6 separate regions of the Homo sapiens genome follow, and regions 1, 2, 3, 5 and 6 are each linked to region 4. A link is a loop called in an ENCODE intact Hi-C map of the cell type or tissue named here. Cell type or tissue: endothelial cell of umbilical vein. All regions are shown on one strand.

Region 1 (5,000 bases), 60 kb before region 4:
GGGCGCAGTGTGGCTCACACCTATAATCCCAGCACTTTGGGAGGCCAAGGCAGGTGGATCACCTGAGGTCAGGAGTTCAAGACCAGCCTGGCCAACATGGTGAAACCCTGTCTCTACTAAAAATAAAAAATGAGCCGGGTGTGGTGGCACACGCCTGTAATCCCAGCTACTTGGGAGGCTGAGGCATAAGAATCTCTTGAACCCGGGAGTTGGAGGTTGCAGTGAGCCGAGATTGTGCCACTGTACTCCAGCCTGGCCAACAGAGTGAGAGTCGGTCTCAAAAAATAAAATAAGATAAAATACAGTACTAGGGCAGGTAAAGAGCGTATACAAACTCAATAACAGTATGTATAGCATGAGTATATAAAGGTAATTCTCGTTAGCCAGTTAAATACTTCTTGATGAGGAGGTTTACTTTAGTAATGTTTGATATAGTTAACGCTTGTATTTGTATTGAAAATTATCGTGGGCCGGGCATGGTGGCTCAATCCTGTAATCCCAGCACTTTGAGAAGCAAAGGCTGATGGATCACCTGACGTCAGGAGTTCGAGACCAGCCTGACCAACATGGTGAAACCCCGCCTCTACTAAAAATACAAAATTAGCTGGGCATGGTGGTGCATGCTACTTGGGAGGCTGAGGCAGGAGAATCCCAGCTACTTGGGAGGCTGAGGCAGGAGAATTGCTTGAACCCGGGAGGTGGAGGTTGCAATGAGCCACAATCACGCCCTTGCACTCCAGTCTGGGCAACAAGAGCGAAACTCCATCTCAAAAAATAATAATAATACAAAAATTATGAAATTGCCGGGTATGGTGGCTCACGCCTGTTAATCCCAGCACTTTGGGAGGCCGAGGTGGGCGGATCACTTGACGTCAGGAGTTCGAGACCAGCCTGGCCAGCATGGTGAAACCCCATCTCTACCAAAAATATAAAAAATTAGCCAGGTGTGGTGGTGAACACCTGTAATCCCAGCTACTCGGGAGGCTGAGGCAGGAGAATCGCTTGAACCTAGAAGGTGGAGGTTGCAGTGAGCGGATATTGTGCCGCTGCACTCCACCCTGGGCGACAGAGCAAGACTCAGTCTTAAAAAAAAAAAAAACAAAAAAAACATGAAATGTTATTGCTCTAACAATTCAGATAACCAGAAAAAAATCATAACTATTCTGTTTATTTTAGCTAGCCGTAGTCTAGAAATTGAGAAGGAACAGGCCGGGAGGGGTGGCTCACGCCTATAATCCCAGCACTTTGGGATGCCAAGGCAGGTGGATCACCTGAGGTCAGGAGTTCAAGACCAGTCTGGCCAACATGGTGAAACTCTATCTCTACTAAAAAATACAAAAATTAGGCCAGGCACGGTGGCTCACGCCTGTAATCCCAGCACTTTGGGAGGCTGAGGTGGGCGGATCACAAGGTCGGGAGTTCGAGACCAGCCTGACCAAGATGGTGAAACCCCGTCTCTACTAAAAATACAAAAATTAGCCGGGCGTGGTGGCGTGCACCTGTAATCCCAGCTACGCGGAAGGCTGAAGCAGGAGAATCGCTGGAACCCTAGAGGCAAAGGTTGCAGTGAGCCGAGATCGCGCCACTGCACTCCAGCCTGAGCAACAGAGCGAAACTCCATCTCAAAAAAAAATAGATAGATAGATAGATAGATAGATAGATAGATAGATAGATATAGATTAGCTGGGCATGGTGGCGGGCGCCTGTAGTCCCAGCTACTCAGGAGTCTGAGGCGGGAGAATTGCCTGAAAGAGGTGGAGGTTGCAGTGAGCCACTGCACTCCAGCCTGGGCAGGGGGAGGGGGAAGGGAGGAGGGGGGAGGGGATTTCTTACCTTCCTGAATGTTTTAAACACACACTGTATATTGCCATACACTCTTGATTTAGATATATACAATGCTTGTTTGATTATTAATGTTTAAACACATGTTCAACATACAGTGTAATAAATGGGGAAAATCGGCGAGGCACAGTGGCTCACACCTGTAATCTCAGCATTTTGGGAGCCCAAGGCGGGCAGATCACCAGAGGTCAGGAGTTTGAGAGCAGCCTGGCCAATGTGATGAAACCTCATCTCTACTAAAACAAAAATTAGTTAGGTGTGATGGCGTGCACCTGTAATCCCAGCTGCTTGGTGGCTGAGGCATGAGAATTGCTTGAACCCAGGAGGCAGAGATTGCAGTGAGCCGAGATAGTGCCACTGGACTCCAGCCTGGGTGAGAGAGCAAGACACTGTCCCCAAAAAATAAAAAAAAGAATGGGGAAAATCTCAATAGTAGCTTGATCATTTTGGCCTAATTCTTACTTCATTTGCTCTAAAAATATTTTATTTCCAGTACTTGGTCAAGTGACACTATGACCTATGGCTGTTTTTTCTTCCCCATCTTTACATAGTGTGTTTCTGATGATTAATTAACTTTTAGAACCATCACTGTAGATCATTTGTTCTCAAACAAGAACAATTTTGCCTTCCAGAGGACATATAGTAGTGTCTGTCATTTTTGGTTATCACAACTGTAGAGGGTGGATGCTACTAATATCTAGTAGGTAGAGGCCAGAAACACTGCTAAACGTTCTACAATGCACAGGACATACTCTTCTCCCCTCACCCCAACAAAAGCTTGTCCCACCCAAAATGTCAATAGCTCTAGGTTGATCAACCCTGACGTAGATCTAGTAAGGTGAAATTGTATGTCCTAAGCAAATTATAGATGAAATTAGGGTAAATTGCTTTATGAACAGTAGGTGTCACTCTAGTTCAGAAATTTCCATTTATTAGGATTTTCCAAATTAATGTTATGTTCTGCTTCCTCAGATCCTGCCAGTTTTACTGAGATAACTAAAGACTGTGATGAGAATAAAGAAAACAAAACTCCAGAAGGATCTCAGGGAGAAGTTGATTGGCTCCAGCAGTATGATATGGAGCGTGAAAGGGAAGAGCAAGAGCTTCAGCAGGCACTGGCTCAGAGCCTTCAAGAGCAAGTAAGAGATATTTATATTGCTACTTTCTCTGTACTTACCTTTCCTGAGAAATATAATAATAATAACTAATGTGTTGAGCACTTACTATGTGTCAGACATTGTTCCAGATGATTTACATAGAGTAAGTCATTGGGGAAAAAAAAGACTTGTTTGAGGCAGGGTTTGGTGGTTCATGCCTGTAATCTCAGTACTTTGGGAGGCTGAGGCGGACGGATCACTTGAGGCCAGGAGTTTGAGACCAGCCTAGCCAACATGACAAAACCCCATCTACTAAAAATATAAAACTTAGCCAGGCATGGTGGCACACACCTGTAGTCCCAGCTACTCAGAAGGCTGAGGCAGGAGAATCGCTTGAACCCAGGAGGCAGAGGTTGCAGTGAGCTGAGATCACGCCACTGCACTCCAGCCTGGGTTTGAAACAGGTACGTGGGTAGTGTTTCTTTTTTTGACAATCCAAATGCAATAAAATGTATTGTTGGTTACCTTTCATAACTATAATTCATTGCTTGCTAAAACAGGATGGGGTATTATAGATTATTCCTAGTCCAAATTTATTTTTTTCTTTTCTTTTTATTTTTATTTTCTATTTTAATTTTTTAGAGACAGAGCCTTGTTATGTTGCCCAGGCTGGTTTTGAACTCCTGGACTGAAGCACTCCTCCCCTTTTGGCCTCCTAAAGTGCTAGGACTACAGATGTGAGCCACCATGCCTGGCTTCCCAGTCCAGCATTATTTTGCAAGCTGTAGAAACAACCAGTATAACACCATGATTTTATAATTGTATTTTAAGGCAATGTATTTGTTTTGGTTATTTTCTAAGAATATAAATTTTTTATGAATTATTTGAACATAGAATTATCACAAATATTTTCTAAAATCTAATTTTCAGATTTTAGTATTAGAACATTTATCTGTCTTCCTGTTTATTTATTGAGATAGGGTCTTGCTCAGTTGCCCAGGCTGGAATGTAGTGGCTTGATCATTCCTCACTGCAGCCTCAAACTCTGAGCTCAAGCAATTCTCCTGCCTAGGCCTCTCAAGTACATGGGACCACAGGAGCATCCACCATGCCCGGCTCATTTTTTTATTTTTAGTAAAGACAGTGTCTCACTGTTGCCCAGGCTGGTCTCAAACTCCTGGGCTTAAGCAGTCCTCCCACCACAACCTCCCAAAGTGCTGGGATTATAGGCATGAGCTATTTGCCCCCAGCCCTTGCTCTTTTCTTTATGTAGTAACCTATTCTTCAATGTTCAGTTTATGCCATTTGTTTTCCACTGTTACAGTCACCTGAAATATCAGATTTATAGGCAACAGGATCTGACTTACAGGTCTGATTTTTCATAGTTATCTAATCCTGTGCAATCCAAGTCATGTTAGTAAAAATTTACCAAGACTCCCTAGAATGAATGGGTAGGTTTAGTACTTGTTTGAGGCCTGCTTTGGGTTCATCAGATAATCAGATTAAGAAATCTAAGCTGGGCACTGTGGCTCACGCCTGTAATCCCAGCACTTTGGGAGGCCAAGGTGGGTGGATCCCTTAAGGCTAGGAGTTCTAGACCAGCCTGGCCAAAATGGTGACACTCTGTCTCTGCTAAAAATACAAAAATTAACCTGCTGTGGTGGCGTGCGCCTGTATTCTCAACTAGTAAGGAGGCTGAGGCACAAGAATTGCTTGAACCCGGGAGGTGGAGGTTGCAGTGGGCCAAGATCACGCTACTGCTGTACTTCTGCCTTGGCTATAGAGCAAGACTCTGTCTCAAAAAAAAAAAAAGAAATCTAATTTCTCTAGATCAGTGGTTCTTAATCTTAACTGCACATTCAAATTTACTGGGGAGCTTTAAAAATACTGGAATGGGCTGGGTATGGTGGCTCATGCCTGTAATTCCAGCACTTTGGGAGGCTGAGGCAGGCAGATTGCAAGATCAAGAGATCGAGACCATCCTGGCCAACATGGTGAAACCCCATCTCTACTAAAAATACAAAAAAAATTAACTGGGTGTGGTGGCACGCACCTGTAGTC
Region 2 (5,000 bases), 110 kb before region 4:
GCACGTTGGCTGAACCAGAAGAGATTGCTGAAAGACCAAGCAGTGCTTTTGACACACTCATGAGTCTAGAAGGACAATAGAGGCTAGGACCTACCAATATAGGGAGCCTAGTACATTACTCCACATATTTCAGTGTGTACTGAAGGGTTCCCTCTGGGAATAAGGATGAGCTAGAAGTAAGCCAGCCTTTCTGTGAATTTTATTAATCTGTATGGCCCAGTTATTGCAAGCACTGAAATTTAATTAAGTTGATTATAAGTGGCTAGTATCCTAGATGATTGACATAATAAATGTACTAAATGAAAATTCTCTCTGGGGGAAGACATTTTCCTACTACACCTCAACATATTTCTATAATTCTTAGATGTACATTTTTTCACATTAGTATTTACAATGGAAGTATATCAGATATTGTGACATCTTAAATTGCTGCCAGGAGGCAGTTGTAACATAGTTGGCATTACCTGCACATTAGCAGACTTGGTTGTCATTTGTGGTATTACTGAAAAACTATATTTTTTAGTCAGACCACTTAAAATGACCACTTAAGAAAGGGCAGCAAATTCTAGTTGTGATCTGAAAATCTGTGGGCTTCTTTTGGTAAGATTAAGATAACCTCAGTATTAGACCTTGCCAAATGAATGTCATTGGCTTAGAAGGAAACTCCCGGAGACATAGTGTGGCACTATTTACTATCTAGAAATGCAGCATCATCACACTGTGGGCTTAATTGGAGAAAAAAGAAAAGAAAGAAAGAAGAAATACAACATCACCTTTGTTTTTAGTAGCACAGGTAGCAGCACTTTTTGGAAAAACTGAAAAATCTATGACCCTGGGTGGGAAAAATGATTCAGAAGATTCAGATTCTGAATGTGAGTTATTAGAAATATCTTAACCGGTTTTATATTTTCCTTTTTGTATAAGAGCAACATGATAAAAATGTGTATCTAGTTACATAAAAAGCTTCCAGTAAGAAGTAAAAATTCTAAGCCATAGAAGTCATTATATACTTTGGTTGACATTGTTTTTTCTTTCTTAGTACTACCTGAAATAAATGTTATGTCTTATAATTGGTTGTATCTTAGATTTGATTAAATACTGTTCAGTGTCCAGACATGCAGCAAGACAGGTCAACATGAATTATTACTAGAAGAAATAGTTTAGATCGGCAGTGGACCACAGGGCTCCACATATTCTGGAATTAATGAGTCAGTGATTATAAAAGAACAATATTTAACACATCAAAAGAAATAAAGGAAATTTCTGTAGAAAACCTTAAACTGTGAAATTATCACAGATTTAAAAAAATCAAATAGAAAATCTAGAAATGAAAAATACAAAAACTCAAATCTGTTTTGGATTTTTTTTCCAGCATAAAACATAATTGAGACCAGCCCGGGCAACATTGGGAAATCTCGTCTCTACAAAAAAATTAAAAATTAGTCAAGCATGATGGCATGCACTTTTGGTCCCAGCTACTTGGGAGGCTGAGGTGGGAGGATTGCTCAAGCCCAGGAGGTCAAAACTGCAATGAGCTGTGATTATGTCACTGCACTTCAGCCTGAGTGACAGAATGAGACCTTATCTCAAAAAAAAGGGGTGGGGGGAATAGTAATTGAGAGAATTAGTGATCTGAACGATGACTCAGAAGAGGCTCTAGAATAAAACATGAAAAAGACAATACAGGAGAGTGTTAAGAGACATAATATAGTTAAAAGGTCTATTGTGTCTTATTAAAGTCTCAAAGAAGAGGGACATTGGGGTATAAACTGTATTTAAAGATATTGGCTGAGAATTTTCCAAAAGTGATAAAATCAGACTTTAGAATTAAGAAGCCTAATGAATACCAAGTAGGATTGAGAAAAAGAAACCTACCCTTAGGCATGTCATAGTGAAACTCTAGAAATAAAGACAAAGTCTCAAAAGCAACCGGGAGAAAACATTTCAGCTTCAAAGGAGCAAAAATATCTGACCTTTGACTTTTCTATAGCAATTGTAGAAGCCAGAAATATCTTCAATATGCAGAAATAAAATAACTGCCAACATAGAATTTTATTTGCTGTGAAAATATCCTATAGTTTCGAAGTAAAGGTGAAATAGACACTATCATACAAAACAAAATAATAACAGAGTTTACCCACAAATATGTACTAAAGGAAATGCTAAAGAAGTTTTTGGGCAGATGGAAAAAGAACTCAGATTAAAGGTTGGAGCTTCAGGAAGGATGAAGAGCAACAAAAAGTTAATATGCTGTCTATCTTGATAAATTCTGTTATACAAAACAATAGTAATATCTTGTTGGGTTTAAATGACAACAATAACATATAAACCAGAAGTGAAGGAAGACACAGAATAATTAAATGGAGTTAAATTGTTCCTAGTTTCTTTCATTATCCAGGAGAAGGTAAAAGAGTCAGCTACATTAGACTTCAATATATCAAAAATGCATGAGTACACAAATATTGTACTCTAGTTCATAATTTGTTTCTCACAGGGGTGTAGGGTTAGCAGTTCTGAAACCACCTCATGTGTATACTTGGATTGAACAAGTAAACATTGTAGATACTGAGATCCAGGCTTGCAATGTCAGAGAAAGAAATAAGGAAAGGAAGAAAGCTAGTATGAACCTTTGGTGTTCAGTTAGAATCAGAGATGTTAATATGAACTCAAGGTTTTATATATGTAAATTCATGTATAGATTGATTCAAAATAAACATACATGCATTTGTATGTCTTGGGTTACACACGTACATACATTTCCTAGCTCAGTCCACTAGGGGGGGTACCTTGAAGCAATTGCACCCAAGTAACTATGAGCACCCTAGTGCCAGACCCTGATTTTTTTATTTTATTTTATTTTACTTTAAGTTCTGGGACACATGCAGAATGTGCAAGGTTTGTTACATAGGTATACATGTGCCATGGTAGTTTGCTGCACCTATCAACCTGTCATCTAGGTTTTAAGCCCTGCATGCATTAGGTATTTGTCCTAATGCTCTCCCTCCCCTTGCCCCCCATCCCCTGACAGGCCCCCATGTGTGATGTTCCCCTCCATGTGTCCATGTGTTCTCATTGCTCAACTGCTACTTATGAGTGAGAACGTGCAGTGTTTGGTTTTCTGTTCCTGTGTTAGTTTGCTGAGAATGATGGTTTCCAGCTTCATCCATGTCCCTGCAAAGGACATGAACTCATTCTTCTTTATGGCTGCATAGTATTCTATGGTGTATATGTGCCACATTTTCTTATTTATCCCGTCTATCATTGATGGGCATTTGGGTTGACTCCAAGTCTTTGCTATTGTAAATAGTGCTGCAATAAACTTATGTGTGCATGTGTCTTTATAGTAGAATGATATATAATCCTTTGGGTATATACCCAGTAATGGGATTGCTGGGTCGAATGATATTTCTGGTTCTAGATCCTTGAGGAATCGCCATGCTGTCTTCCACAATGGTTGAGCTAATTTACACTCCCACCAACAGTGTAAAAGCATACCTGTTTCTCCACATCATCGCCAGCATCTGTTGTTTCCTGACTTCTTAATGATCACCATTCTAAATGGCATGAGATGGTATCTCATTGTGGTTTTGATTTGCATTCTCTAATGACCAGTGATGACGAGCTTTTTTTCACGTTTGTTAGCCGCATAAATGTCTTCTTTTGAGAAGTGTCTGTTCATATCCTTCACCCACTTTTGGATGGGATTGTTTGGTTTTTCTTGTAAATTTGTTTAAGTTCCTTGTTGACTCTGGATGTTTGTCAGATGGATAGATTGCAAAAATTTTCTCCCGTTCTGTAAGTTACCTGTTCACTCTGATGATAGTTTCTTTTGCTGTGCAGAAACTCTTTAGTTTAATTAGATCCCATTTGTCTGTTTTGGCTTTTGTTGCAAATGCTTTTGGTGTTTTAGTCATGAAGTCTTTGCTCATGCCTATGTCCTGAATGGTATTGTCTAGGTTTTCTTCTGTGGTTTTTATGGATTTAGGTTTTACGTTTAAGTGTTTAATCCATCTTGAGTTAATTTTTTCGTAAGATGTAAGGAAGGGGTCCAGTTTCTGTTCTCTGCATATGGCTAGCCAGTTTTCCCAGCACCATTTATTAAATAGGGAATCCTTTCCCCATTGCTTATTTTTGTCAGGTTTGTCAAAGATCAGATGGCTGTAGATGTGTGGTGTTATTTCTGAGGCCTCTGTTCTGTTCCATTGGTCTATATATCTGTTTTGGTACCAGTGCGATGCTGTTTTGGTTACTGTAGCCTTGTAGTATAGTTTGAAGTCAGGTAGCGTGATGCCTCCAGCTTTGTTCTTTTTGCTTAGGATTGTCTTGGCTATACGGGCTCTTAAAAAAAAAAAGTTCCCTATGAAATTTAAAGTAGTTTTTTCTAATTCTGTGAAGAAAGTCAGTGGTAGCTTGCAGACCCTGATTTTTAAATACCATTATTCAGTACAAGAAAGCAGAGCTCCTTGAAATAATAGTTGATTCCAGGGCTAGAGCAGGGAAAATGCAAGATCAGTCTATAACATCTTGTGGTGCCAGAAAGTAAAGATATGCACAAAAAAGTATGAGGAAATGTCCGAAAGACACAGGAGCCAACCTGAAAGGGTTACCAATGGCCCAAACTAGAACAATTATAGTTACGAAATGATAATATTGGATTAAACCTATAGAAAAAAAATAAATATGTCTGAGTCCATACTGAAATGAATGAATGAATGTGTAGAGACTGAAGAGCTCTCCTAACAGAAGAATTCCAATTAAGAATTTCAGAGGGTTGTAGGAATAAAATATTACCTTAATCAAATACTGCAGTAATAATTGCAGTCAAAATGTATCATTGGGTGCTAAAATTAGTGGACAAAAGTTTGATGAGAAACAGGGTATTTGCATAGTCTCAAAAGTATCTCCCTATATTTCTTAATTACAAAAGGAAAAATAGAAACTTCACTGTAGAGAAACCCAGAAGATACCTTAACCAAGAAATCAAGATTACCAACACCAGT
Region 3 (5,000 bases), 280 kb before region 4:
TACCTCTCCCCTATTAAATTATCCCTAGTCCCTTGAAGGCAGGCACTTTTTCTTACTCACATGGCATATGGCATGGTGGGAATTTAACAAATGTTTGTCATATTAACTTGATCTGACCCTACATAGTCATAAGAAAGGGGATGGGAGAAACACGGAGAATGATAGGAGACACAGAAATCTGGAAGTGGGAGCAGATTACCATAAGGCTGTCCCTCCGCAAAGTCTGCTCAGAGTCATCTGGTTGGGCCAGCAGTTTCCCCAACAGGTCCAGAAAAAGGTTGGCAGCCTCCTGAAACACCTGCAGGCTGGGGGTGGAAAATGAGCCCATGATTTCTTATCTCTCTACTAAAAGCCTGGATGTGGTGAATGGGTCAGTCCTGGGCAGGTAGGAGAATCTCTGCAAAGGGACACATCAGAATGTTCCTCCCTTCTCCCTTGCCACACACACACATACACCCTCCAAGCCCCTTCTTTGCCATTTTCTCTAGGTTATTCGCATATTTTTTTTCTTTCTTTCTTTCTTTAATCCAATTGGCTTCCTGGAATAGGTTATTCACATCTTGACCCTTCCATTTTAGGACCATGGTGACTGCTGACTCTTAGAAACTGTAAGTCTTGAGGCCAAGTTGGAGCTGTCTTAGGGTCCTTAAAAGGACTATGAGTGGCCACTCAGCTGATTCCTAAACCTGTAACAAATCACAGCTTCTTCATACTTGGCCTGTTCCTAAATGGGAAGGGCACTTGGGGTAGAAACAGAAGCCAAACTTGCCAACAATGCAAAAGCACTTCTTATCCTACCTGTCACTTGTCTGGCTCCTCTCCAGATTGAAGGTACAGGCAAAGTAGGCCTGAATCACAGCCATCAGGTCCTGTAAGAAGGTCCCATACCAAGATTGCTGCCCAGGAAAAGGAGAAGAGAGTAAGGGCAATGTGAAGGATGGAAACAAAGAATAGAAAAAACAGTAGAAAGGGTGTATAGAGACCCAGTCAAGTTGATCAAACAGAAAGGGACAGAAGAGAAGTATAGGCAGAGAGAGAGTTCTAGGGGTAACAGAGAATCTGCCAATGGGCTGTGAACAGCCTGGATTAAATGTGTCTTGTTTGGCCTGAATAGCATTTTGGAGTATAGGAGGTTCTATTTTTCAAAAATCTTTTTCTCTAAATTCCTTAAAATCACCCAAGATTAATACTCATCAACAAAGTGCAGCTTTCCAGCTGCCTCATCCTAGGCCCTATTAGGCATTTACACTGACTCTGAAACATTCCCCATCCTCTCAGTCCAGCTACCGTAGGACACAGCAGGGGGAAGTAGAGGTTTGGCCCCAAACACATTGAGTCTCTATCCCAGCTCTTCCACTTGTTATCTCTGTGACCATTTACAAATTAGTGACTGTGTATGAGTTACCTCTGAATTTTAGTACTCTGCTCTGTAAGATCAGGTCAATGAAGCCTAGGATCTAACATTTCAAAGCACAGCGCTCTAAATATTTAAAAATTACACATAAAAATTTGGGTTTCTACCTTTTCTTAGAAAACTAGAAGATCTGGCTAGTTTTCTCAGGCCCATATTTCCCTGTGGCAACAATGGGCTGGAGGCTGAGGAAAGGATGCCTCTACTCTATTTAGAGGAGGCATGTGAACTCTAGTTCATCATATTCCCCACAACTCATATAGTCACATGCATAGCCTACTTCATGGCAGACCTTATCTGCCTGGCCCCAGAAGGCATTAGAGTTTGCAATTAATAGTCTACTAACTAGAAAGAGGAGGAAAGAAAATAAAAGGCAGTCAGACCAAAGAGAGATGGCAATCTGAATGAGATAAATCCAAGAAAAAGAACCTCTGTAAGTCTTCAGAGGCTTCTGGCCTGGTGCTTACCTGCTGGAGGCTGTTGCTCTCCTGACTGTGCCTGAGTAGACTCAGCAGCAGCCCAGGAAGCCCTGCCTCCCGGCAGAAGGAATACAAGGCAACAGAATCACTGCAGCTGGAGAGAAGACTGCTCAGGACCCGGAATGCAGGCAGGATGTGGGAAGCACCCTCCAAGATGCCTTTCAGGATCTGGGTGACATGAGGGAAAGAGGCAACGATTGATATTTTCAGAGGTAAAAGAAGGAGAACTACACATACCAAGCATCCCCAAGGAGCTGGGAAAGCAGACCACATGCTTGCATTCCTTTCTTTGCAAGTCTAAAACACAGAGAAGGAAAGCAGGGAAATAGGGGAACTGTACCAGGGAAGAAGACAATAGATGGTCAGGTTACCTAACACAGAACACCAGTGACCAACGGATAGGGGCCTCTCCTCAGGATCTCTGTCAGACTAAGTGCCATTCCCATCTGCTCCCTCCCTTCTCCAGCCCTTCACCTTAAAAACAAAAAACACGTGCACCGCACATGCTTCTGAAAATTCAAAACAATGCATATAAAACAATATTATTTAACCACAGAAAGACAAAACAACATTATTCAACTCTAGATCAGGGTTGACAAACTATGGCTCACAGGTCAAATCCAGCCTAACATTTATTTGTATACAGCCTGCATGCTAAGGATAGTATTATATTTTTATTTATTTTTGCCCTTTATTTATTTTTCGAGACAGAGTTTCACTCTTGTCCTCCAGGCTGGAGTGTAATGGTGCAATCTTGGCTCACTGCAACCTCTCTGCCTCCTGGGTTCAAGTGATTCTCCTGCCTCAGCCTCCCAAGTAGCTGGGATTACAGGTGCCCACCACCACACCTAGCTAATTTTTGTATTTTTAGTAGAGATGGGATTTCACCATGTTGGCCAGGCTGGCCTCAAACTCCTGACCTCAAGTGATCCTCCCACCTCAGCCTCCCAAAGTGCTAGGATTACAGGCGTGAGCCACCATGCCTGGCCAGTATTGTATTTTTAAATGGTTATTCTTCAAAAGAAGAACATTTACACCAAGTATTTTATAATATTCCATTAGCTGTTCTAAATGTTGGCATCTGCTCATTTAATATTTACAATAACCCTGTGAAATAAATAGAATTAGCCATTTTATAGATGAAGAAACTGAAGCTTCTGCATAAGTCAAGTAAGTAGTCCAAGATCACGCAGCTAATGAGTAGTGCAGCTGGAATTCCACCAGAGGGAGTCTTATCCCTAAAGGCAGAGCTTTCAGTCTGCCTCCCCACACTGCAAGTTATCCAACACTAGGAGGAAAACGTGTTAGCGCCAAAAGACAAGTGCAAAGTGCCAAGCCAATTCAATGAGGAAAGGAGAGTTCTTTTCCACAAATGGTGCCAGGACAATTATATATCCACATGCAAAAACGATCAACTTAGATCCTTTCCTCACATTATATACAAAAATTAGCTCAAGATGGATCAGAAACCTACATGTAAGAGCTAAAACTATAAAACTTAGGAAAAGAGAAAATCTTTAAGACCTTGCATTTGGAAAAGATTTCTTATACACAACATCAAAAGTATGAACCACAAAGGGAAAAAACAGTAACTGAACTTAAATCAAAATTCAACATTTTTTGCTTCAAAAGACACTCTTATGAGAAAGAATGAAAAGACAAACCACAGACTGGGAGAAAATATTTGCAAATCACCCATCTGATAAAGGTCTTATGTTGACAATATACAAAGAAGTCTTACAACTCAATAACGCAAACAACCAAATTAAAAACTGAGCAGAAGATTTGAGATATTTCACCAAAGAAGATATACAAATGGTGAATAAGCCATGAAAAGATGTTCAACATTCATCATTAGTGGAATGTAAATTAAAATAACAATGAGATACTATCTCACACTTACTAGAATGGCTATAGTAAAAAAGTTAGACAATAACAAGTGTTGACAAGGATGTGAAGAAACAAGGACCCTCATATAATACTGGTGGGAATGTAAAATGGTACAGCCACTTTGGAAAATAGTTCAGCAGTTTCTTAAAATGTTAAATATAAATTTACCATATGACCAGCAATTCTACTCCTACGTAGTTACCCAAGGGAAATAAAAACATTTATCCATACATAGACTTGCTTGTGAATGTTCATAGCAGCATTATTCATAAAAGCTAAAAAGTGGAAACAACCCAATACATCAATATCTAATCAACTAGTGAGTGGATAAACAAAATGTGATATATCCATATAACGGAATACTAACCAGCTATAAAAAGGGGAATAATGATTAACTGTAAATGGGGGCTGGGGGCAGTAGCTCATACCTATAATCCTAGCACTTTGGGAGGCCAAGGTGGGAGGATTACTTGAGCCCACTTGAGCCCAGGAGTTCCAGACCAGCCTGGGCAACATGGTAAAACCCTATCTCTACAAAAAATACAAAAAATTAGCTAAGCATGGTGGTGCACGCCTGTAATCCAAGCTACTTGAGATGCTGAGACATGAGAATCCCTTGAACCAGGGAGGCAGAGGCTGCAGTGACCCAAGATTGTGCTACAACACTCCAGCCTAGATGACAGAGTGAGACCCCATCTCAAAAATTAAAAATAAATAAATAAATAAATTTTAAAAAGGCTGGGCACGGTGGTTCACGCCTGTAATCCCAGCACTTTGGGAGGCTGAGGCGGGCGGATCACAAGGTCAGGAGTTCAAGACCAGCCTGGCTAAGATGGTGAAACACCATCTCTACTAAAAATACAAAAAAATTAACCGGGCGTGGTGGCACGAGCCTGTAATCCCAGTCACTCCAGAGGCTGAGGCAGAGAATTGCTTAAACCTGCGCGGGGCAGAGGTTGCAGTGAGCCGAGATCACACCACTACACTCCAGCCTGGGTGACAGAGTGAGATTCCGTCTCAAAAAAAAAACCGTAAATGGGTATGAGGGATTTTACTGGGGTGATGAAAATGTTCTAAAACTGAACTATGGTTAACAGTTTTTAAATTAGCAAATTTACTAAAAATCATTTATCATTCATCAAAAAAGTGTAAATCTTATACATAAATTATACCTGAATAAAGTGATATAAGCAACACAGTTTGGCGAGTACCCAGGAAGG
Region 4 (5,000 bases):
CACTTTCCAAGGAGGTTGCACCAGTTTACAGGCCTGTTTCCCTACATCCTCTGGAGTGATTGTGTGTGTGTGTGTGTGTGTTACAAGCAAACAGGGAATCTCTGCCCCACACCAGGCTCTAGTAGAGACATTTTCACATCTGACATCTCCAAAGCCAGAAGACATCACCTTCCTCCAACTCCTCCACTCCTGCCCCCAGGGCCAGCTAGCCACCTCTTCCTGCCAAGTTTATCTCCTATGTCACATCCATCCCTCCTTCCTTTCCTCTTTTTTGAGACAGTCTTGCTCTGTCGCCCAGGCTGGAGTACAGTGGTGTGATCTCGGCTCACTGCAAGCTCTGCCTCCCGGGTTCAAGTGGTTCTCCTGCCTCAGCCTCCTGAGTAGCTGGAATTACAGGCGCCTGCCACCACGGCAGGCTAATTTTTTTTTTTTTTGAATTTGTAGTAGAGATGGGGTTTCGCCATTTTGCCCAGGCTGGTTTTGAACTCCCGAGCTCAGGCAATCTGCCCGCCTCGGCCTCCCAAAGTGCTGGGATTACAGGTGTGAGCCACTGCACCCGGCCCCTTCCTTTCCTCTTTATTCTGCCTAAGTTCAGGTCTTCATCCTCCATGTTTGGGACCACGCCTGTGGTCTCCCAATAGGGTCTTGTATCCTTGTACGCCTAATTTAGCTTCCAACGTGCAGCTGCCAGGTTTCAGCACAGCTCACTCCTGCTCAGGGTTCCTCAAAGGCACCCTCTGCCTGCAAGAAAAAGGCTACTCCCAGCCAGGCGCGGTGGCTCACACCTGCAATCCCAGGACTTTCAGAGGCTGAGGTGGGAGGATCGCTTGAGCCTAGAAGTTCCAGACCAGCCTGGACAACATAGTAAGAACCCATCTCCACAAAAAAAAATTTAAAAATTAGCCAGGCGTGGTGGTGCATGCCTGTAGTCCCAAATACTCCTACAGGCTGAAGCGGGAGGATGGCCTGAGCCCAGGAGGTTGAGGCTGCAGTGAGCCATGATCATGCCTTTGCACATTAGCCTGGGAGACAGAGACCTCGTCTCAAAAAAAAAAAAAAAAAAAAAAAAGAAAAGAAAAAAAAGAAAAAAAGAAAGGCCACTCCCTTGGTCTGGCCATAGATCTGCATAATCTACCCCCTCCTGCATTCTGCGGCCTCATTTCCTCATTTCCAAACTCCTCTGAGCCTCGCTACTGCAGGGAGTGTTTTCCAATCCTCCAGGGCTGCCCAAGTAGGGCTAGGTGTCCCCTGTCCTCACCCGCCTTCCATGGTTCTCCCGTGCTGCATTTGCAGAATTGCAGTGACCATCTGTTCACGTTTCTTTCTCTCCACCCTAGGATGTGAGTTCCCTGAGAGCAGAGGCACAGCCTGGTCCTGGCACGGTGCCTGGCACACAGTACGCACCCGATACATGTGGTTGACTTGAACTTCATGTGGGTACAGGGTGTGTAGGTGGTGGTGGTGGGGAAGCCTCACTGTGGTCTCAAAGTCTGGAGCTCCTTTGCGTGTTTATCTGGCCTCTGCGATGCACATCTGGGAGGATCAGTGTTTGCATGGAGAGCAGGAAATAAGAGCAGGACCCGAGGATGAGGGCAGAGACCGGAGAGGACTGTGAATTTATATAGCCAAGGGCTCTTGTGGTCCAGCCCAGGCCAAAACTGAGACTAGGGTAACTGCAGGTTTTTCCAGGGTGCTTCTTGAATCTTTTTTACCAGAGAAAAGTAGTGGAAGGAGGACAAAGGGCGGCTTCACACAGCGCTGACTCCCCCTCACACAGACTTGGGGACCGATCAGCGTCTGGGGCACCAAGAGGCCGCCTGGGGGCTGGATTCAGGAGGTAAGGTGTTGAGCAGACACGATGGGGAGGTGGAGCTGGGGCGCAGGCACCAACACCTGAGAGGCATTTCCCCCTTCTTCCCTGGGTGTGTGCGGTGGGGGCTCCAGAAACGCCCGACCCCCGGGAAAGGGGTGAGTGAGGTGGGCCCCATCTTTCCAGCCCCCGGGGAGTTCCTGCGTCCGCGAGGACAGGGAGGCCTCTAGCGGCTGGCGTGGGAAGCAAGCAAAGGCTGGCTGGGGACGGCGGGAGGGCATTTCCTGCCGGCGCCTGGGGCCGCGCGGTTTCGCAAAGGAAGTGCCTCCCGGACGCGGGGCGGGGCGGGAAGTGGGGCGGGGGCGCGGCCAATGGCTGCTCAGAGGCCGCAGAGGGGCGGGGGGGGCCGAGCCCCGGCGCCGGCCCCACCCAGGCCGCCCGGCAGAGCCAGGCGCCGGAGCCCGCCGCACCCAGGCCAACAAGTTCTGCCGCTGGAGCCTCCACCCAGAGCCTCGCCCCGCTCCCCGCCTCTGCCTTCGGAGCCGCACAAGCCCCGCCCCTCTGCTCCAGGGCAGAGGCCACGCCCCCTCCCCCGCCGCATTCCAGGACTGCCCCTACCCAGGCCTTCGAATTTTGCTTTCCAGCTACTAGTATCCTGTCGTCTGTGTCCAGGCACTTAATTAGTCCTGCCAATAGGGCACATCTCCATTTTGCAGACCACATACCCGAGGCGGGAAGACGTAGACGAGCACAGCCTGGAGGCTCAAATTTGTGCTCTGACGCTGCCCTTCCCACCTGAAGTGTCGAGGGCCGGGCAGCCCCTCCCTCCACCAACAGCCCTCTAGGTGTGCTGAAGCGGGGGGGGGGGGGCCCACGGCAGCCGCAGGTGCAAGGCACACACCCCACTTGCTGAAGTCCCCCGCAATAACCACAGAAGCAGGATAGGGGTCTGGCTTTCTCTTTAGTTCTCATCACACTAGGGCTCTCAGTCACAGAGAAGGCACTTAAATGGGAAGGCCACCTGATGCAGGCCAACCATATTCACCCCCCGCCCACCCGCTCTGGGGGAGGGGAGCACAACGACATCACCACTTGACATCCCCCTTGGCACTGGTATGTGGGTCCCCTTAACCGTTAGACCCTGGGGAGAGCCCAAGGCCTTGACCTCCGGAATCGCCATGTTAGGAGGAGGGGCTTCAGAAACAGTTGGAAGGCAGGATATCCTGGGAGCTGCCCCCAGCCAGCAGGGGATCAGGCAGGGGGCTGTAGGAGATGGGTTGGCACAGGGGAAGGGGACAGCTTGGTCGGGCTTCCTGGAGATCCCCAAACCCCACAGAAGGTCCCACCTCCTACAGATCCCCCAAAGGCACCGGTGAAGGATGGGCAAGGAGGCACTGATGAGCTGGCGTAGAGACCCCCCACACACACTTAGCTGGTGGGCCTAGCATATGCTGGGCACAGAAGGTGCTCAAGAAATGTTTTTTTGAATGAATGAACGGAGCAAAGGGGTGTGAGGGACAGAGGACAGGGCCTGGGCCCCTTGGCCCAGCTTGTTCCATTCAGAAAATAGCAGTTTAAAAAATGTAAAAATCCTTTCCCTCCCTCCCCCCAACTTCTGGGCCCAGGAAAGGGGCAAGGGAGGGGTGTCTCTACCCTGACCCTTCCCTCTCTCCTTCCCCTAAAAATCTATATACACATGTACATATTTATATGGCACCACAAGGGGGGTCCTGCCTATGCCCCCACGCTCAGAGCTGGGGGAGCCAAGCCCCGGGGCTGGTTAAGGCAGAAGTCTGAGGTCATTGCTTGGATGATGCAGGGAGCAGCCCTCAGCTGTCGGCCCTGGAGAAGCTGCACTGTGGGGCCTGAAGGACAGACTCCTGCTGCCTTCCCCAGTGGTAACAGACCTCCCCTCCCTCCAAGGCAGAGGCAAAGGTTGGTAGGGGCCCTCTCAGTCCCAAGGGAGGAGGTGGGGCAGGGGGAGGGGCTGGTTCTCCCCTCCCAGCCTAGAGCTGTGCCCCTGGGAAAGCTGGGCGGGGAAGAGGGGGCTCTATGCAAGGCACTTGATGTCCACCGTTCCCAGACTGGGGGTCCAAGGCAGGAACCCTGCCCCCAGGAAGCAGAACCGGAAGGGGCCAAGGGGCCCAATTTGGCAGCAGAGAAACATGGCAGCATGGACAGAGACAGAAAAAGGGAGCAGCAGGCAGGGCCCCCCAGGTCCCCTGAGAATAGGGGAGGAGGTTTGAAGGCACTGACACGGGGCCTGGAGCTCACGGTCCTCAGTGCAGCCTGCTGCCCCTACACCGCCTGGTGGGGCTGGTGGGGGAGACGCCCGCTTCCCCATGGCACTGAGTGTGGCGGCGGCCCATGGGTTTTCCTAACAAAGGCCTGGGCAGTCTTCCTGGGAGGAGGTGTGGGTATCATTGGTCAGGGGCAGGTCCTGGCCCCATCACCCTCACTAGCTCCCTGGCCGTGGCTGCCTGAGCACTGAGTACACGTCGTCCACACGGCTGAGTTGCTCGAAGAAGGGGAGGAGGTCGTGGAGCTCTGTGTCACTCATGTTGTCAAACCACGAGGCCACCGGTACCTGGGGAAGTGGGTGTAGGAAGATGAGGGGGGCAGGTGGTCCTGGGTGCAGAATTTCCAGGCCAGCCCTATGTAGCCACTACTCAGATCATGCAGTTTCTGAAAACCCCTCACCCACAGTGTTCAAACTTTTTTGACAGCAATCCCCAGGAAAACACATTTATAACGTAACAATGCAAAAGCTTCACAATTCCTAACCTTATCTGTGCGAAGCACTCGGATACTTTTTTTTTTTTTTGAGGCAGGGTCTTGCTCTGTTGCCCAGGCTAGAGTGCAGTGGCACAATCTTGGCTCACCACAGCCTCTGCCTCCAGGGCTCAAGTGATACTCCTACCTCAGCCTTCTGCATAGCCGGGACTCCAGGCATGCGCCACCACGCCTGGCTAGTTTTTGTATTTTTTGTAGACATAAGGTTTCACTATGTTGCCGAGGCTGGTCTTGAACTACTGGGCTCAGCTACCTGCCCACCTCAGCTTCCCAAAGTGCTGGGATTACAGGCATGAGCCACTGCACCCGACCGGATATTTTCTATTCTATTTCATTTTGTTAAAATTCCCAATCAGAACCCACTAAATTAATTCTGTGGGCCATCAGTAGGTCACAA
Region 5 (5,000 bases), 240 kb before region 4:
CGGGCCAGGAGAGGCCAGAATTCTGATAAGAGAAGGAATTGCAGTCTACCCATTCTCTACTTTCAGCCCCCTATGACCTCAATGACCTCGCTGCTGTCAGCTTCATGGAGTCTGAAAGTGGTGCTCTCTGAGGTTTGAGTTACTTTAGACTGGAACATTGCTAATAACTTAGCTCTTCGTCCTCCTATTTTCATCTTGAGTGGAAATACATTTATACATAAAACCCAAGATCTCCTTATGCTAAAAGTGGGAGAGGGTGATTATTTCAGCCAGTAGGTAGAGAAGTATAAGCATTTAGTGCTGTTATTGGCTCCTGTAGACTTTATCAAGTTTTATGTATCTCCAGCTCCCAAACTGCCTCCAGGAGAGAGAGAACCTTCACAGGAAGCAGGTACACCCTTGCCTGGGCAGGAGACAGCTGAAGAGGAGAATGTAGAGAAAGAAGAGAAGAGTGACACCCAGAAGGACTCCCAAAAGGCTGTGGATAAAGGCCAAGGGGCTCAGCGGCTGGAAGGTAATGACATTCTGAGGCTTGAAGCCCTTGGTGGTGGGGAAGAATGGATTGTTGAAACCCTGCCATTGAGGCTCTGGGGTTTGTTTTCTGAGCTTTGGTTCGGATCCTTTTATTCTGTTCTACCTTGACTCAAAAGTCAAGGTCTAGTGGGAAAATGATAAATGAGTGAATGGTAAAGACTTTAGTAATATAGCATTGGGGTAAATCGAGTTTGCTTCACTGGGCTGGTTTTCCTCAGGCAGAAAACTCTAGCAGGGAAGCAGGAGGTGATCTTCATCATATAGAGATGCCAGAAGTTATTGATGATCAGCAGCCTATTTTGTCTGGCACTGAGCCCTCAAATACTTTTTTCTGAATCTTTGCTTCCCAGTTTTTCACCTCAGTAGAATATTTGAAAGTCATCCCACAAGGAGCATAGTTATCAAGTGAATAAGAAAGATTGGGTTGTATTTATTACCAACTTCATTATTATCTAGAGCCTGTGAGCCAGTAAGAGTACTGTACCTTCTTTTGGCTCACCCCCTTGGGGGCTCTTTTCCTTCTAACTAATCTTGCCGATGCTTCTGCCTGCCCCCATAGAACAAGGCAGGAAAGAACAAGAATGCTCCATTCAGATTATTTTAAGCAGCTCTAAACAAAGGCTCAAGAAGAGCAGGTAGCTGAGTAAAGCACTTCAAACAGGCTGTCACAGCAAGGCCTGAGAAGCCCTTGTGATTTTGCTTCTCTTAAAACTTGAGTTTCTCACCCTTTTTTGAGACTACAGTATTTGAGACCCTTTTGCTTGGTTTCCTGCAGAGAGGCCACACATCGTTTGTGTCTGAGCAAATTGTGGTTCTCCCATTATCTGGCTTTCCCCAGAAAAATCTCACTCTCTCAACTCTCTGTATTCCCTTTCCCAGGGGATGTGGTCTCTGGCACCGAGTCCCTCTTCAAGACCCATATGTGTCCAGAGTGTAAGCGCTGCTTTAAGAAGCGGACTCATCTGGTGGAGCACCTGCATCTCCACTTCCCAGACCCCAGCCTCCAGTGCCCTAACTGCCAGAAGTTCTTCACCAGTAAGAGCAAGCTCAAGACCCATCTGCTGCGGGAGCTGGGTGAAAAGGCCCACCACTGCCCACTGTGCCACTACAGTGCGGTGGAGAGGAATGCACTCAACCGCCACATGGCCAGCATGCATGAAGATATTTCCAACTTCTACTCAGACACCTATGCCTGTCCTGTCTGCCGTGAGGAATTCCGCCTCAGCCAGGCCCTAAAGGAGCACCTCAAGAGCCACACGGCAGCAGCCGCAGCAGAGCCATTACCCCTTCGCTGCTTTCAGGAGGGCTGCAGCTATGCAGCACCCGACCGCAAGGCCTTCATTAAGCACCTGAAGGAGACCCATGGGGTGCGGGCTGTGGAGTGCCGCCATCACTCATGTCCCATGCTCTTTGCCACAGCCGAAGCCATGGAGGCCCACCACAAGAGTCACTACGCCTTCCACTGCCCCCACTGTGATTTTGCTTGTTCCAATAAGCACCTATTCCGTAAACACAAGAAGCAGGGCCACCCTGGCAGTGAAGAGCTGCGCTGCACCTTCTGCCCCTTTGCCACCTTCAACCCAGTGGCTTACCAGGATCATGTAGGCAAGATGCATGCTCATGAAAAGATCCACCAGTGTCCTGAGTGCAACTTTGCCACTGCCCACAAGAGGGTGCTCATCCGACACATGCTTCTACATACGGGTAGGATGGTTTCCATCCTTAAAATAATGTTGTAATAATGATGGTGGTGATACTGGCTACAAAGGGTCTTGCATACGTTTTCTCATTTGACCCAAAATTCCTAGAGATAGATCTAGCATTCCAAGTTTACAAATGAGCCTTAAGTTGAGTGTCATTTAGCTAGTAAAGTAGTAGAGCTAGGATTTGAATCCATGCAGTCTGATTCCAGAGCCTGTGCTCTAACCACTGTGGTGCTGTGCCTCGCTCTTAAGCCCTTGTCCAGTTCTGCCCACCCCTAGTCAGGCTTGAGTGGGTTAACACCAAGCCTGAAGAAACCTAAACCAGGACAAATACCTTACTTTGCAATTCATGTTTTGGGATATGCTAAGAGAGACGGGCGAGGGGACTGAGCCATCCACACGCATATGGCCTTCTATAACTTGGGCATCCATGACACTGAAAAAGATCACCTCCAGTGACCTGGAAGTTGCAGATGTTTAACTCGCACTCGTAACTGTCTTCTAGCATTCTTGATGCTTTAGGTAACAACCAAACCAAGCTTCCTGCTACAGCATCATCCCATTTGTGATCTCTATATCAACATCAGTGGATTGACAGGACATTTTTAGAATTTTCATCAAAGACACTGGTTTGGGAGAAAAAATTGTAGGCATCCTGGGACAAAGCCATTCTCACTGAACTCATTCCTGTACATGCTTTAGTCACAAAATCTCATGTTTCTGAGGTCTTTCCAAAAGGCTTAATCTTTTAAGTAAGGCAGATAAAGATGAGAAAAGAGACAAACTCTGAGACCTACTTTAAGATCACACAGATAGTGTTAGAACCAGAATACCACATTGCTAGCCTTTTCACCATAGGGAAGGGGTCTGGGTGAGTGGGCAGGGACAACAAGGAGGGGTCTTGAAGGAACCTGGCCCCCAGCCTGTCAGTGCCAGGTCTTGACCATCAATATGGACAGCTCACCTTTGAGTTCTCACTGAGTATCACTGACAGCTTTGGGACATTTCATATAATCTTTATACCAACCTTTTGGAGGCAAGGAAACAGACTGCTCAAACCCACATGGTAGTCAACTAGGATTTAAACTACCACTTAATGGCTCTATGATTTCTCTGTGCCTCTGTTTCCCTATCTGTAAAATGAGGGTGATAATAGCACCTGCCTCTTAAGGATGTTCTGAAAATTTGAGGGGAGGAGGCTTTTTTTTTTTTTGAGATGGAGTCTGGCTCTGTTGCTCAGGCTGGAGTAAAGTGGCCCAATCTCGGCTCACTGCAAGCTCCACCTCCTGGGTTCACGCCATTCTCCTGCCTCAGCCTCCCGAGTAGCTGGGACTACAGGCATCTACCACCATGCCCAGCTAATTTTTTGTATTTTTAGTAGAGACAGGGTTTCACCGTGTTAGCCAGGATGGTCTCGATCTCCTGACCTCATGATCCACCTGCCTCGACCTCCCAAAATGCTGGGATTACAGGCGTGAGCCACCATGCCCGGCCGAGAGGAGGAATTTTTTTACAAAGTGCTCAGAAGAGTGCTAGTCACATAATAAGAACTTTGTTCATGTTGGCTGTTAATATTTTTATTACTGTGTTGGACTTCAGATCAGAATTCTTGACCATTCTGTTCTGTTGTCTCATTTATTTTTCCTTTTGTTCTAGAAAACAGAAAAATTAGGCTGAGTAGTTGACCATAGTGACAGCAAGCTGTAAAACAAATCAAGAGTGGACTTTAAGCTAGTTTTGAAAAGCTTGGGGTGGGCACGGTGGCTCACGCCTGTAATCCCAACACTTTAGGAGGCCAAGGCGGGCGGATCACCTAAGGTCAGGAGTTCGAGAACAGCCTGGCTAACATGGTGAAACCCCATCTCTACTAAAAATACAAAAAAATTAGTTGGGCGTGGTGGCGGGCACCTGTAATCCCAGCTACTCGAGAGGCTAAGGCACAAGAATTGCTTGAACCCGGGCAGCCGAGCTTGGCAGTGAGCTGAGGTAGCGTCACTGCACTCCAGCCTGGGCGACAGATTGAGACTCTGTCTCAATTTAAAAAAAAAAAAGAAAAGCTTGGTCTTTACTTTCTTCCCATCTTCACTGGTGTGGGAGTTGGGGGAGTAGTTGTCTGAGAGGGCCCTGAAGCAGCCCTTTATTATTGTGAGGTTTTCACCATCTCAGGTAGCACATGAAGCTGTTGTTCCTCCCTGGCATCAGGGCAGGCTTGCTGGAAGAAATGGTCTGTCCACTTGATCTGTATCTGACCTGTGTTCTCTCCCTTCATCCGCATCCCCCATATAAGGTGAGAAGCCCCACAAGTGTGAGCTGTGTGACTTCACATGCCGAGACGTGAGCTACCTATCCAAGCACATGCTGACCCACTCCAACACCAAGGATTACATGTGCACTGAATGTGGCTATGTCACCAAGTGGAAGCACTACCTCCGTGTGCACATGCGAAAACATGCAGGGGACCTCAGGTACAACACACACATAGGCCTCCGTCCCAATCCCAAGAATCTTAGCCAAGCTAGCTTCCTCTCGGATCTAACTTCTGGCCCTATTTCTTTCTCCGGTCCCTGGAGAGTCTCCTCCTAAGGCCGGGTGCAATGGCTCACACCTGTAATCCCAGCACTTTGAGAGGCCGGGGCGGGCAAATTGCTTGAGCTTGGGAGTTCAAGGCCATCTGGGCAACACCCCATCTCTACTAAAACTACAAAAATTAGCTGGGCATGGTAGCAGACGCCTGTAATGCCAGCTTCTTGGGAGGCTGAAGCA
Region 6 (5,000 bases), 440 kb before region 4:
CAGACAATCTGCCCACCTTGGCCTCCCAAAGTGCTTGGATTACAGGCATAAGCCACCTCACCCGGCCCATGATTTCTTAACTATAGCTTTGCATCATCCTACTTTTAATTTTAGAAGGCAAGCAAGATCGTATCAGTTGGCTTTGGAAATAGAAAGTGATCGAATTCAGCTCAACCTCTTAAGAACCATGGGGCTTTGGGCAAGTAACCAGACTGTCTGTGCCTCGATTTCCCACAAGGATAAGAATGCCTTCCCCGCAGAGCTGTAATGAGGATGTAACAGTGATGTGAAGACACTGAGCCACCGAGCAAGGCCAGTGCTGAAAAATCCAGGTTCTCCTTCATGAATAATGGTGGGTTTTTTGGGTTGGGTATTTTTTTTTTTTTTTTTTTGTCAGAGTCTCACTCTGTCGCCTAGGCTGGAGTGCAGTGGTGCGATCTTGGCTCACTGCAACCTCTGCCTCTCCGGTTCAAGCAATTCTCCTGCCTCAGCCTCCTGAGTATCTGGAATTACAGGCATGCGCCACCACATCCGGCTAAATTTTCTATTTTTGGTAGAGACGGGATTTCACCATGTTGGCCAGGCTGGTCTCCAGCTTCTGGCCCCAAGTGATGTGCCCGCCTCCACCTCCCAAAGTGCTGGGATTACAGGTGTGAGTCACCGTGCCTGGCCGGTAAATAATGGTTATTTTTTTAAGTGAAGAATTCAGAGTGAGGATCAAGTCTTCTCACACTAGGTGAGGATAATCAGCACTCAAAGACAATTCTCAGGAAACCAGATGCACCTGTGCATCTTTACCCAGGGTAAGGATGACACATTTACTTGGAATTTCAGGTTTAAAATGAGACCATTTAAAGAAAAACACTAAGGAAATCATAGTCTGGCTGGGCACAGTGGCTCCCACCTGTAATCCCAGCACTTTGGGAGGCTGAGGCAGGAAAATGGCTCAAGCCCAGGAGTTTGAGACCAGCCTGGGAAACATAGCGAGACCCCATCTCTGAAAAAAATTTTAAAATTAGTCAGGCATGGTGGTGCATGCTTGTGGTCCCAGCTAAGGAGGCTGAGGTGGGAGGATCGCTTGTGCCCAGAAGATCAAGGCTGCAATGAGCTATGATCAGACCACTGCACTACAGCCTGGATGACAAAGTGAAGCACTATCTCAAAAAATAAAATAGGGCCAGGCGCAGTGGCTCACACCTGTAATCCCAGCACTTTGGGAGGCAGAGGCGGGTGGATCACCTGAGGTCAGGAGTTCAAGACTAGCCTGGCCAACATGGTGAAACCCCGTCTCTACTAAAAATACAAAAATTGGCAGGTGGATCACCTGAGGTCAGGAGTTCGAGACCAGCCTGATCAACATGGTGAGATCCTGTCTCTACTAAAAATGCAAAAATTAGCCAGGCATGGCGGCACACGCCTATAATCTCAGCTACTCAGGAAGCTGAGACAGGAGAATCGTCTGAACCTGGGAGGCAGAGGTTGCAGTGAGCCGAGATCGCGCCATTGCACTCCAGCCTGGGCAACAAAAATGAAACTCTGTCTCAGGACACACACACACACACACACACACACACACACACACTAGCTGGGTGTGGTGGTGGGCACCTGTAGTTGCAGCTACTCAGGAGGCTGAGATAGGAGAATTGCTTGAACACAGGAGGCGGAGGTTGCAGTGAACCGAGATTGTACCATTGCACTCCAGCCTGGGCGACAGAGTGAGACTCCGTCTCAGAAAAAATAAATAAAAATAAAATAAAATAATTATAGTAGTGCAGGTGGTACACAGATATGGCAAAAATACATAAAAGGGCCTATGAATAACTGCATTTGGGGACGCGCAGCCTATGCCGAGGGCTATTAAACCTATCCATGTGCAGAGGGGAGGAATGAAGCATCCCAGAGGGAGCAGCAGGACCCACTGCTTCTGAGCAGAGCAAAGGACGAGTTCAGCTGAGCATTTACTTCTCCAGTCCAGGGGTTTCCGCCTGAATAGGTAGAAAGGCATACCGCCCCAGTGGATGACATCTCTGTGCCTTCTCCATTCCTTCCAACAATGGTGTGCTGGAAGCAGTGCTGGAAGAAGGGTCAGAAGGTCCAAATCCTGATCCTAGGAGATGATTTGCTTCGAATGGTTGTTGTTGTTGCTATCATTGTCGTTGTTGTTTGAGACAGGGTCTTACTCTGTCGCTCAGGCTGGAGTGCAGTGGTGCAATCCTGGCTGACTGCAACCTCCACCTCCTGGGCTCAAGCCGTCCTCCCACCTCAGCCTTCCGAGTAGCTGGGGCTACAGGCGCGCTAACTTATTTATTTATTTTAGAAATGGGGTTTCACTATGTTGCCCAGGCTGATCACGAACTCCTGAGCTCAAGGGATCCGCCTGCTTCGGCCTCCCAAAGTGCTGGGATTACAGGCCTGAGCCATTGCGCCCAGCCAATTTTTGTATTTTTAGTAGAGACGGGGTTTCACCATATTGGCCAGGCTGGTCTTGAACTCCTGACCTCAGGTGATCCACCCGCCTCTGCCTCCCAAAGTGCTGGGATTACAGGCGTGAGCCACCGCTCCCGGCCTGCTTTGAGTTCTTGACCAAATCACTTCCCCACTTGCTGTCTCAGTTTCCCCATATGGCAGTGAAGAGCGGGAATGGTTGAGTGTAGTTCCCACCGTCTTTTAAGGATTGTCGTGAATCATCGAAGCCAGCAGAGGGCGCCAGAGCCTAAGGAGCAGATTTGAGTCACTCTTCAGCCCTTCCAGCGGAGGGCGGAAAAGAGCTGAGATGAGACAGGAAAAGTGAGCATCAGACTGAGGTCCCCCAGGGCCTGACTGCAGGGACAGCGCTGCTCAGAAGAGTTCGGCTTGGGGACAGGGCAAGGAGCCGGGTCCCAGGCCTCGTTTAGGGCAAAGCATTTTACCTCTCTGGGCTAGTAGCAATTACAGCCTAAACCCTTGGTATTTAAAAAGTAACATTCCATTCCAGCACCATCTTCCCTTGGGGACTCTAGGGTGCGGGAGAGGGGGCTTCTGGGGATAGGGGAGTGGGGGGAGAGCTTAAGATGAGACTTTGCCTTTCACTCTTTCTCTTTCTGCTTACAAAAGTGTTTTTAAATGCCTCTTGGGGAAAAGACATCTGGCATCATGCAAAACTATCCAATTTTACAGAAGACCCAAATGCATCATTTTTACTTCTAAGTTCAAAATGAATTTGTAATTTCACAATGTTTTTTTTTGTTTGTTTGTTTTTTTGCACCGCCCTTAATCCATTTAACCCTGAGTGGACACAGCACATGTTTCAGGGAGCACAGGGTTGGGGGTAAGGTCACAGATCAACAGGATCCCAAGGCAGAGGAATTTTTCTTAGTGCAGAACAAAATGAAAAGTCTCCCATGTCCACTTCCTTCTACACAGACACGGCAACCATCCGATTTCTCAATCCCTTCCCCACCTTTCCCGCCCCTCCATTCCACAAAGCCGCCATTGTCATCCTGGCCCGCTCTCAATGAGCCGTTGGGCACACCTCCCAGACGGGGTGGTGGCCGGGCAGAGGGGCTCCTCACCTCCCAGTAGGGGCGGCCGGGCAGAGGCGCCCCTCACCTCCCGGACGGGGCGGCTGGCCGGGCGGGCGGGCTGACCCCCCCCATCTCCCTCCCGGACAGGGCGGCTGGCCGGGCGGGGGGCCGACACCCCCACCTCCCTCCCGGACGGGGCGGCTGGCCGGGCGGGGGGCGACACCCCCACCTCCCTCCCGGATGGGCGGCTGGCCGGGCGGGGGGCGACCCCCCACCTCCCTCCCGGACGGGGTGGCTGCCGGGCGGAGACGCTCCTCACTTCCCAGATGGGGTGGCTGCCGGGCGGAGAGGCTCCTCACTTCTCAGACGGGGCAGCTGCCGGGCGGAGGGGCTCCTCACTTCTCAGACGGGGCGGTTGCCAGGCAGAGGGTCTCCTCACTTCTCAGACGGGGCAGCCGGGCAGAGACGCTCCTCACCTCCCAGACGGGGTCTCGGCCGGGCAGAGGCGCTCCTCACATCCCAGATGGGGTGGCGGGGCAGAGGCACTCCCCACATCTCAGACGATGGGCGGCCGGGCAGAGACGCTCCTCACTTCCTAGATGTGATGGCGGCTGGGAAGAGGCGCTCCTCACTTCCTAGATGGGATGGCGGCCGGGTGGAGACGCTCCTCACTTTCCAGACTGGGCAGCCAGGCAGAGGGGCTCCTCACATCCCAGATGATGGGCGGCCAGGCAGAGACACTCCTCACTTCCCAGACGGGGTGGCGGCCGGGCAGAGGCTGCAATCTCGGCACTTTGGGAGGCCAAGGCAGGCGGCTGGGAGGTGTAGGTTGTAGCGAGCCGAGATCACGCCACTGCACTCCAGCCTGGGCACCATTGAGCACTGAGTGAACGAGACTCCGTCTGCAATCCCGGCACCTCGGGAGGCCGAGGTTGGCGGATCACTCGCGGTTAGGGGCTGGAGACCGGCCAGGCCAACACAGCGAAACCCCGTCTCCACCAAAACCAGTCAGGCGTGGCGGCACGTGCCTGCAATCGCAGGCATTGGGCAGACTGAGGCAGGAGAATCAGGCAGAGAGGTTGCAGTGAGCCGAGATGGCAGCAGTACAGTCCAGCTTCGGCTCCGCATGAGAGGGAGACTGTGGGGAGAGGGAGAGGGAGAGGGAGAGGGAGAGGGAGAGGGAGAGGGACTTCTCTTGAATGTCTTCACAATGTTTAAACAACACTGCCTGTTAGGGCATTATTGGTACTAGCAAAACAGACAAAATTTTTTCAGAAAGCTAGAGGCAACCCGAATGCCCATCAATAGATAAATAATTACACATATCATAGCAAATACCGTAAATTGGCACATATAATGACACAGTGAAGACATGCTGTTCATGAGGAAACACGAACAGCATATCCAGGATAAATCCTATAAATGGGTACTTTTCTGGAAGAAAACATAAGAAACTGTTACAGATTACCTTGGGACTCTGAGAAAGTGGAGATTTAT

Evidence for each region. A loop is a pair of places that touch in the nucleus more often than their neighbours do. Peaks named below come from ENCODE experiments on the same cell type or tissue, not always from the same donor. Only the 100,000 strongest peaks of a DNase experiment are listed, where the experiment ranks them.
Region 1: a loop joins it to region 4, with 7 times the contacts of the local background. A loop is called at or near these places in 91 of 110 quality-filtered maps.
Region 2: a loop joins it to region 4, with 13 times the contacts of the local background. A loop is called at or near these places in 8 of 110 quality-filtered maps.
Region 3: a loop joins it to region 4, with 18 times the contacts of the local background. A loop is called at or near these places in 10 of 110 quality-filtered maps.
Region 5: a loop joins it to region 4, with 14 times the contacts of the local background. A loop is called at or near these places in 65 of 110 quality-filtered maps.
Region 6: a loop joins it to region 4, with 6 times the contacts of the local background. A loop is called at or near these places in 13 of 110 quality-filtered maps.

The regions. Positions count from the first base shown.
Region 1 is chr2:218,463,991-218,468,990 of GRCh38, reverse strand. It overlaps USP37 (ubiquitin specific peptidase 37), which reads left to right. Exons shown (of 26, transcript NM_020935.3): 21 at 2,815-2,981. Among named protein-coding and RNA genes, the nearest start is that of VIL1, 47 kb to the right of the region's middle. RefSeq lists a silencer at 2,571-2,865. In endothelial cell of umbilical vein, no CTCF peak of the experiment used is centred here; a DNase peak (open chromatin) is centred at 2,800.
Region 2 is chr2:218,514,562-218,519,561 of GRCh38, reverse strand. All of the region lies in intron 10 of USP37 (ubiquitin specific peptidase 37), which reads left to right. Among named protein-coding and RNA genes, the nearest start is that of USP37, 51 kb to the left of the region's middle. In endothelial cell of umbilical vein, CTCF peaks have their summits at 2,571 and 2,771; no DNase peak of the experiment used is centred here.
Region 3 is chr2:218,685,755-218,690,754 of GRCh38, reverse strand. STK36 (serine/threonine kinase 36) reads right to left here. Exons shown (of 27, transcript NM_015690.5): 12 at 1,879-2,058; 13 at 799-896; 14 at 200-305. Among named protein-coding and RNA genes, the nearest start is that of STK36, 16 kb to the right of the region's middle. RefSeq lists a silencer at 3,036-3,205. In endothelial cell of umbilical vein, a CTCF peak has its summit at 3,102 (motif pointing right); a DNase peak (open chromatin) is centred at 3,134.
Region 4 is chr2:218,403,694-218,408,693 of GRCh38, reverse strand. It overlaps CTDSP1 (CTD small phosphatase 1), which reads right to left. Exons shown (of 7, transcript NM_021198.3): 7 at 2,753-4,397. The coding sequence ends at 4,269. Among named protein-coding and RNA genes, the nearest start is that of MIR26B, 3.5 kb to the right of the region's middle. RefSeq lists enhancers at 1,626-1,775, 1,806-2,015 and a silencer at 2,126-2,505. In endothelial cell of umbilical vein, a CTCF peak has its summit at 2,021; a DNase peak (open chromatin) is centred at 2,253; H3K4me3 peaks cover 354 bases; H3K27ac peaks cover 1,452 bases.
Region 5 is chr2:218,645,873-218,650,872 of GRCh38, reverse strand. It overlaps ZNF142 (zinc finger protein 142), which reads left to right. Exons shown (of 11, transcript NM_001379659.1): 6 at 347-514; 7 at 1,414-2,238; 8 at 4,525-4,702. Among named protein-coding and RNA genes, the nearest start is that of ZNF142, 11 kb to the left of the region's middle. In endothelial cell of umbilical vein, a CTCF peak has its summit at 2,190 (motif pointing right); a DNase peak (open chromatin) is centred at 2,202; H3K27ac peaks cover 84 bases.
Region 6 is chr2:218,845,585-218,850,584 of GRCh38, reverse strand. No RefSeq gene overlaps it. Among named protein-coding and RNA genes, the nearest start is that of WNT6, 12 kb to the left of the region's middle. In endothelial cell of umbilical vein, a CTCF peak has its summit at 2,711 (motif pointing right); a DNase peak (open chromatin) is centred at 2,714.